Regions from separate parts of the Homo sapiens genome. Here region 2 is linked to region 1. A link is a contact called in ENCODE Hi-C data. All regions are on one chromosome and are shown on one strand. Each heading gives the region's core, a stretch centred on a gene start or an enhancer-like site at or near the end of the contact. The rest is flanking DNA. Distances are from core to core; before and after follow the strand shown.

What was found. A loop is a pair of places that touch in the nucleus more often than their neighbours do. Pooled maps may share reads with other maps.
Region 2: a loop to region 1 is called in a map with no recorded cell type, with 3 times the contacts of the local background. The contact joins the promoter of CTSZ here to the enhancer-like site in region 1. A Hi-C loop is called at or near these places in 3 of 37 single-sample maps with no recorded cell type and 5 of 50 pooled maps.

What each region holds. Positions count from the first base shown.
Region 1 is chr20:58,406,165-58,410,792 of GRCh38, forward strand. The region is part of intron 1 of VAPB (VAMP associated protein B and C); the gene reads left to right. Among named protein-coding and RNA genes, the nearest start is that of VAPB, 19 kb to the left of the region's middle. Within about 2 kb of position 1,992, at least 11 of the 41 ENCODE cell types and tissues checked have a DNase peak (open chromatin) inside an H3K27ac peak, as active enhancers do.
Region 2 is chr20:59,005,427-59,010,054 of GRCh38, forward strand. It overlaps CTSZ (cathepsin Z), which reads right to left and starts at 1,828. Exons shown (of 6, transcript NM_001336.4): 1 at 1,560-1,828; 2 at 896-1,059. The coding sequence starts at 1,702. RefSeq lists enhancers at 1,080-1,891, 2,572-2,731, 2,752-2,861, 3,002-3,081 and a silencer at 1,512-2,111.

The sequences.
Region 1 (4,628 bases), core at 742-3,241:
GAGTCTGGAGCTCAGGGGAGAGGGCCAGGCTGCAGATATAAATTTGGCAGTCAGCTTATTGTTGTGACATAGAACAGTAAGGAGTAATTTCTTCTGATTAAAGAGATTTGGTAAACCTTTCCAAAAGAGAAGACGTTTGAGCAAAACTTTGAAGAATGAGCATAATTTCCAAAGGCAGAGTAAGGGAAAAATAGAAAATATTTTTCATCCAAGTCTCACAGCCTTTCCCCTGGCCTCTTCTTGAGTTTAAGAAGCTGCTGACCTGGTTGATAATCTCTTATCACTGGTATAGCCACTTAGGTTCTTTATTGAAAAGGAACCAGAACAGATTACACACTAACTGATAAACCACGTTCTACTGTTTCTCATCGTTCACAGATTGAAAATTCCAGTTGGATCATCAAGGTGCAGAATGCTAAACTTGTTCTTCTCCCCTGTTCTGTATCTGGTGTGAATTGGATGTGTTGATTTTCGTATGGAGGCTTTTTCACATGCTGTCATCTCCACTAAAGATGGAACACTTTGGAGAAGTTTTACTTCTGTTGTTAATGACTTTTTGCACTTGAACTGTTAAAACAACTACAACCATGAGAAATTGGGACCCCATGCTATTTTATCACTCATACCCCTAACTTGAGCATATTATCTGTCTTGACTCATCCTGCTTTGTGTAAAATGTGAATCATGTTTTGTCACTCTTCTATTTAGATAGAATTTTATTTGCAGTAGAATATTGCTTATCTTTTTGTTTATTTTTGTGATTACTGTAATCAGAAATTTTGGTCTTTCAAGTAGAGAATAATTACTAGATGTTCGTTAGTCAATGGGATAAAGAATGCATTGAAAAAATTCAGTTTATTAAATCGTCTAAGATCCTTTTAGAACTGATGTAAAATTCATCTGTGAATAATCTTCTACTGCACGATAATATTAGTGCTGGATATAGATAGAATGTATGAAGCCTCAGCTCTTATATACTCCTTTTAGCCATTTTTCTATTACGAAAAAAAATCTAGTGTATTAAAGGAAAGTAGTGACAGTATTTATCTTTAGATGGTTTCTAGTATTTGAAGTTCATACAGAAGCTTTTGTCAGAATTGTACACATGGGTCTTTGTCTTGAGTTAATGAGACCACTGCAACTTTAAACATGTTTTGAGTGATAACCTTGATTTTTATAAATTATACAAGCATGACTATCAAGGCTGGTTTATCAGTTTTCAACAACTTTACAAGTCTGAACAAGTAGAAAATTATTTCAAAAGAACCTTGTTTGGATCTCACATAAACTACAGGTAGCTTTCTGTATATGAAAAAATTTTTAAGTACAGAAAAATACAGATAATATAAATACCCCAGTATGGAGTAACTAAATGTTAATAATTTGTTAGAAGACTCGTTTTAAATCTTTCTTTAATAAAACAAGTAAAACTTCACTAATAATTTATGGCATGTCTGTACTCCATATCTGCTGATTCATACGCCCTCCTTTTTTTTTTGTTTTTTTTTTAACTCCCCGGAGGAATTTAATGTGAACTATTTCCGTTTTTTTCTAGATCACTTAATGTAGTGTCATGGTGTATGGATGACTTAACATGTTTTTGAGACCTATCAACTGTTGAAATACAGATCTAGTTCATTCTTTTAAAGAGTTGTATAGTATTCCTTCATGAGATTTTAGAATTTTTATTGTAAGTAAGAGAATTCTTTATATATTTTCAATTCTGGCCATTCATCTGTTATATAAACTGCAAATATCTTAGTTTTCCAGGCTGTTCCTTACTAACTTTGTATTTTTTTTCAGGTAGCTTTCCTGAGTTTGATCTTAGGAATTCTTAAAATACAGTAGCATGTCTTCCAGTTTAGTTTTCCCACCCATGGAGGTGGTGGCAGGCTGAGTTTTGTTTCTTTCTGCTCTGAAAGACCTAGGAAACTAGTGAATTGAGTAAGCACCCTGCAAGTCTGGTATAGTCTATTTCAATCAAGTTGGCTTCTGGTGTGCCTTTGATGGCATCATCAGTGAGAGTTCTTGGTGTTGATTTCTCTTGCTGCAATAACAGGTGTGATGTTTCTCAGTAGCTGGCTGGCTCCCGAGGATACCAGGAGAATACTTTATTAATTTAAAACACTGCATTCTAAGAGTTCTTCAGGAAAGTTATGTGTCTATGGGTAGGGTTGTTTTTATGTGGTTATTTCAAAATAAGAGCTATACAATCAGGCTTTCTGCTGGAATATTGGAATATAATGTCTGCCATTTAAACACATTGGTTGCAAAGCTTTAAAGCTTTATTTTTGTTTCTAAAGCATTGATTTAATGTGTGAGCTAACAATTCGATCAAGAAAATAGATTTTTAAGAAAACTTCTCCAGTGTCCTTATTCTTGAGTTCATGGTTATTTAACAGCTCACTCTCTTCGAATATCTGTTAGTATGGTATCTTTCATTTTTTAGGGAGGGGGCAACTTTAAAAAAAAACACCATAGAATAATTATGATGAAAGCATTATTGACACAGTGAGCATTTTTAATACCTTCAACCTGTATATAAGCAGCACAAATTTAGAGTGATTTCAGATCCGGGTTTTGAAGTAGGTGTCTGTTTACAGGAAATGCAGCAGAATCAGAGTACAATGACCTCTGAGGAAGTCTCGTATTCATGCAGCATACATTTTTACTATGTTTGTGGCACTGTTCTAGTTTGGAGGATCTGGTGATGAATAGGACAGACACCCCCCCCCCCCACCCCGCCCCCCACTCCATGTGGAAACAGGAAAGGAACAAACAAAATATGTCCTATGCAGAAGATGAAAAGGGTGTAATGCTGGAACAGGAGCAGCAGTAGTCTCAGTATTTATTCACCCAGAGCCTGGATGTGCTTACAGAGGGTGCATAGAGGAAGAATACAGCCATTGTGTGAAGTAGATGGAAGCATGGCATGGCTATTTGTTCATTCAGCAAATATATTATTGAGCATCTGTTCTATGCCTGCAAGTGCTCTAGGTGCTGATGATCAGTAATGAACAAGAGGGACAAAAAAGTCTGTGTTGATGGAGTTTCCATTCTAGAAGGGGAAGATTTACATAAACAAGAAAAGAAATAATGTGGGGATTGGTGCACTGCAGATGGGTATAGAACGCAGAAAGCAATAGGATACTTTTTAATGTAAATAGACTGTCAAAGGGTAAAATTTAAAAATATTAATAAGATATCCAACAGATTTTGCTTTAGAATGTCCGTGTCCCTCCATTTTAGTGTATTTTTCCCACATAGAGAGTCTACTGTATTGAAACCTCAAGCACACTTTTATTGTCTTAACAAAATCCATCAAAAGTCATAGGCTTCTGGAGACAGATTATTACCTTCCCAGAAGGTAATCTTTTTAGAGTTGAAGTGAAATATGGTAATTTGTTTTTTGGAGAGGCTGTGAAAAGGAGAGATACTGTACCTAATTTGTGTTTGCAAGAGTATAAAATAATATAGCTTTTTTTATGCAGAGTGGAAAAAACTGTTGTGAAGCTAATAACTTTAAACTTGTATCTGGAAAGCTGAGACCTGATAGATTATATATCAAATTGGTATACAACTTATTTGGTAACATATATAGGTTGAGTTTCAAAGTATTGTAGCTACATCAGAAGATAAATAACAAAGGAAGGATATGTATTTGTGAAACCAGAATTTCATGAACTCTAGAAAAGGAAGAGGAGCAATCACTTTGCACAACAAAGAATCTTTATTCATATACACACACACACACACACACACACACACACAATACAGATAGATATTTTCAAAATCTCAATAATATTTAATATTAGAAATGTTAAGGGGGATACTACCGAAAGTGAATTAATATAAAAGACCAAATGCTTTTTCCCCTTCCTTTTTTTAAAAAAAATATAGTTTAGAACAGTTTTAGGTTCACACAAAAACTGAGCAGAAAGTATGCACAGAGTTCTCTTGTAACTCCTACCCCACACATGCATCATAACCCCCTCCACTGCCAACATCCTACACTGAGAGGTACATTGGTTACCATTGGTGAACCTACATTGACATGTCATTGTTAGCCAGAGTCCGTAGTCTGCGTTAGTATTCATTTCTAGTGTTGTACATTCTGTGAGTTTTTACAAATGTATAATGACATGTATCCACCATTATAATATCAGAGTAGTTTCAGTTTTACTGTCCTAAAACTGCTCTATGCTCCTTGTGTTCTTTCCTCCCTTAAATTTTATCAACACCGTATTTATTTATTTATTTATTTATTTTGATAACAGAGTCTTGCTCCATCACACAGGCTGGAGTGCAGTGGAGCGATCTTCGCTCACTGTAACCTTCGCCTCCTGGGTTCAAACTGTTCTCCTGCCTCAGCCCCCCGAGTTGCTGGGATTACAGGTGTGTGCCCCCACACCTAGCCAATTTTTGTAGTTTTATTAGAGATGTGGTTTCACCATACTGGCCAGGCTGGTCTCGAACTCCTGATGTCAAGTGATCCGCCCCCCCGCCCCACTCAGCCTCCCAAAGTGCTGGATTATAGGCGTGAGCCACCATGCCTGGCCAACACCTTATCTTTTTATTGTCTCTGTAGTTTTGCCTTTTCCAGAATGTCATAGAGTAAAATCATACAG
Region 2 (4,628 bases), core at 578-3,077, 600 kb after region 1:
GGAAGCAATCATGGCATTGAGGAGGCGTCAGTGAGATGGAGCACACGCAAACGCATGTCCCCCAGCCTTGGCCCACAGCGGCAGCCACACTGTAGTCTATCCTTTTCACATGGGTGTACAGCAGGCCTGACCCATGAGGACCAAGGCCAGGGAAGAGGCAACAGCACCACAGTGCTCATGGGCCAAACTCCCAGGCCACGCAAGTCCCATCTCCAGGGGAAATCCAGGCTCCTGGACCCTGTGCTGTGACTGGAGAGGGGATAGCAGAGTCCCTTCCAAATGCTGTGGGGTGGGCCTGGGGCTGGTTTGCAGCTGTCCCTTCTCCCGCCTTCTCTCCCAAAGCAGGGTGCAGCAGCCTCGTTGATAGGGAGGGCCTTAGTTTCCCCTTCCTCTTTGCTAAGAGCCTCCCTACCCTACTCCTGCCAAAAGCCTAAGATAGAAACCCACCAGGCTGGAGGTAGTGACCAGGTTAGGCCATGGGCTGTAGCCAACTAGCCTCACCCAATATTCCAAGCCCAGGACAGGCTTTCATCTGTGCTGAGAAGCAGTTTACTTCTGTATCCTCAAATACAGCCTGGGGACTCAGTGATTTTGCATTTCTGTTTCTATCCCAATGGCTGAGGTCACAAGCTTTGGGGGAGAGAGGGCACCTGGCAGCCACTTGTCACTGGGATTCAGTCCTAGTCCTGCCTGTCACCCAAAAGCCCCAGAATGACCCAGCTTGGGTCACCTCAGCAGAGGGCAAAGGCCCGCGCTCCTCGGCCTTAGCACCCCAGCCCAGGCTGACCTGGCCTTGAATCACAGGCCCCTGGAACCGCGGGCTGAGCTGCCTGGGCCTATAAACAGGCAGCCGGGATGGGCTTTCCTGGCCCACAGTCAAAGGGCGGCCACTCACCCGCCATAGCGCTGGTGCTGGCGTGGGCCCAGCAGGAGCCGCAGTATTGGGGGATGTGCTGGTTCCGGGTGATGCTGGCATAGTTGACACCATCCACATTGCGCCAGTCCCAGCTCTTGGGCAGATCCGCTGGGGACAGGTACTCATGAGGCCGGGGGTATGTGCTGAGAAGAGATCATCCCCACCCAGATCGGTGCTGGGGCTCCCGGGGGCCGTGGGCCCAGGAAGCCCTCGGTAGGGCCCTCCCGCCTTTCCCAACACCTGAGGGCATGGGAGTGGGGCCACAATCACCAGAGGTGAGCCAGGTGTGGGCCCACCTCACACTAGGAGGCTCCAGCGCTCTCAGAATGTGAAGGAGGCAGGGCACCCCCGAAAGGAGGGAACCGGGTTGCTCCCCCAGCCATGCCGCGCCGTAAGGGCCACCCCCAGAGGCCGAGGAGGTGGGGCTGGCCTGGCTTTCTGGCCAGGTGGGGCTTGTCCAACCCCACAAACATCAGGGCTCACCCTGGATGTGGAAGAGAAGGAGCGACCCCCAAAACGAAGCGGCTGGATCTGACCTTCCAAGGCCTGTTGGCGACGCAGGGCCCCCAGGAGGCAGAGCGCGCGCCTGGCCCGGGCGATGGGCCTCCCGTCCCCCCAGGGCTGCCTCCCCGCCGGTGCCCACCTGCGCCCCAGCGGAGCCAGCCCGTCCCCCCGCAGAGGCCGGTAGCAGGTCTGTCCCCGGCGGAAGTAGAGGCCGCCCTGCGCCGCGCCCGCCAGCAGCACGAGCAGCAGAAGCGGCCGCCACCCTGGCCCGCGCCTCGCCATGGCCCCGCGCCGGCTCCTGGGTCCCGCTCCGGATCCCGCTCCGAGTCCCAGATCCCGCGCCGGCTCCCGCTCTGGATCCCGCCCCGGCCTCGGCCTCGGCCCAGCACCCGGCCGACCCCGCACTTTGGGCCCCTGCCCCGCCCGGCCCTTAAGGCTGCGGCGGCCAGGCCGGGACACTCCCCCGGGGCGGGGCTGTCCCATCGCTGCTCCTGCCCCGCCCGGTGACCCCTGCCCTCCCCGCCCGGCTCCGCGCCCCGCTCCCTCCCTGGCTCCGGGGCACCTGAACTCGCGGGCCAGGCGCGAGGTCGCCGGGCAGACCCCAGCCTGACCCCGCCGCCGGCCGCCGCCCTGAGCGCGGGACTGTCCGGCTGGACTCATTTGCCGGGGTTCCTGGCTTCGGGGTGGGGGGCCGCAGGCTCATGGGCCCCCTTGGCCCTGCATTCCTGGGGCCCTGAGCCCTGGGGAGAGGCCCCCAGCCTCACATCTGGGCCCAGGCCTCCCCTAGGAAGGGATCCTGGGATGCGGCCACCGCCCCCAAAGAAGGGTCCCCGCGCCTGGCTTTCTAAACCCCTTTTCCCAAAGGCCCAGGCCCTTTCGGGGGGACGGTTCCCTTTTGCAGAGAAGGAAGGAGGGATCCTTCTAGAAAATGCCCCAAAGGAAGATTCCACTTGGCGCAGGCATCAGGAGTTATCCAATGTGACTTCCAAAGACGCCTTGAAAAGGTTTTCTGCTAACGAAACTCTTCTTAGTCAAATGAGGAACCAAAAGCAGAAGTGGCCCCCCAGGACGTGGTTTTGTAACTGGGGGAGGGCTTCTCGCTCCCTGCGGCCCCTCTGTTTGTCATGGCCCTTGGGCCCACACCATGGCCTTCTTCTCTGGTAAGAACAGGGCCCGGCATTCTGGGCTGCGACCTGACAGGCCCCTGCTGGGGGCCCTTGGCACAGGGCCCACAGATGAGCTTGCCTGACTCTCTCCATACTCAGTGGCACTCACCACATTCCAAGCGTGCCACGTGGGCAAGGGGAAGTCACAGTGGCTGCCTCCTGACTTCCAGAAGCTTCCATGACCATTCCCGGAAGCGCTGAGGTGGCCATGGAATCCCCGCATGACTGTCCGAGTGGAGAGCAAGGCTGGAGAGCTGCTTCGTCAGCCCAGAAGTTTCAGTCCTTGTTCCCCAAAAAGTGGTCACTGAGGCAAAGTGTGGCCCCGGGGCTCTACCTACTGATGTGTCTCTTATTTGTTTGGCAAGTCGCTCATGGAAACCATTAGTGTCCATCAGTCATCAGAAGGCGGGGTGGGGTGGCCATCCTGGGAGAAGTCCCCAAGCTTGAGCTGGCGGTGGGGGTGGGAGCGAGGCCTCCCAACCTCTGGGCATAAAAGGAGTGGAAAGAGAATTGCCAAGAGGGGGCCTTTCTTCCTCCCATGTCAACCCTCTGGCCTCCCTGACTATAGGAGCTGGGTCCTTGTGAGGAAGAAACCCAGACACAGCTGCCCTTGCCAGGTCATCAGGTGGCATCTACCAAAGCGGCCGGTTTTTGGCTTCTTCTAAAGAAAAAGCTAAGAACTCACAAAATTGTGTGGTAAGAGATATCGTGCCCCTCCCTCCAGGTACCCATAGTTATGATCCAGGTACTGTGAAGTCCAACAGCACATTCTACAGCATGAGAAACAAGCCTGGAGAGGGGAGGGCCCCTTGTGCTTGGCCTCTGATGCCTGAGCTGTGATGTCCTGGGCCCTGGTCCCTGAATCTGGGTGAAAAGGCACCCAAGGTGTAAGCTTTTCTTTCCTGTAGCATGGGGAGAGCTGGGGTGCTCTGAAGATGCCCCGAGACTCTCCGAGCAGGTCCAGCGCATGTAGAAGGTATGACAGGCATGGTCAGCAAGGCAGGCACACGACCCCTGCAGTCACATGAGGCCCTAAGTCCAGAAGTGTAATGCAGAGCTGAACGAGGGGCTCTCCAGGTTCACTGTGCCCTGGGCCCTGCAAATTATGTAGCTGGGTCTGATGACAGCAACCACACCTGCTCCATCACAAGTCCTGTACATCACCCGCTTTCAGCCCAGAGCCTCTGGCAAATCAAACTCACAAACAGGGGTCAGGAGGAGGGGTGAGATGGTCAGGAAGGGGAATAAACATTCACAGTCCTGCTCCCAAATGCTGGCACAAAGCTTAATTTATCTGGGGAGTTCCAAAGAGGAGACTCTCCGGATTTACCCTATTGAAAGTTGGTTAAAGGGAAGGATATTTTTAGGCTGGTAACAAAAAGGACGTCCAAAGTTGACAACTTGTGCCCCCTGGGTTTCCCTAACATAGAAGCAATTCAAGATCAGAATCTGATGGAATAGGGCAGGAAGAGAGGGAGGGAGCCTATCCATTTGAAATCATCATTTACTTTTTCTTTTCTTTTTTTTTTTTTGGAGACAGAGTCTCGCTCTGTCACCTGGGCTGGAGTGCAATGGAGCAATATCGGCTCACTGCAACCTCCACCTCCTGGGTTCACGCAATTCTCCTGCCTCAGCCTCCTGAGTAGCTGGGATTACAGGCACACACCATCACACCTGGCTAAGTTTTTGTATTTTTAGTAGAGATAGGGTTTCACTACGTTGGCCAGACTGGTCTCGAGCTTCTGACCCCGTGATCCTGCCGCCTCGGCCTCCCAAAGTGCTGGGATTACAGGTGTGAGCCACCGCGCCTGGTCTGAAATCATCATTTTCAAGCCAAGAAGGAAGGAAGGGGGCCTGATGAGACTTATCTCTCCAGCCTCTTCTCATGGGTCCAACACAGCAAACCACGCAGAGACAGGGCTCCTCATCTCTGAACCTGGCCCTAGTCGAGTGGATGCATGTCTGGCTGCCAGACTGCTCCGAGAAGCTGGCGGGCTGTGTCATTTTGGGGGTTACTAAAATCGTGCAGCAGAGGATCCTAA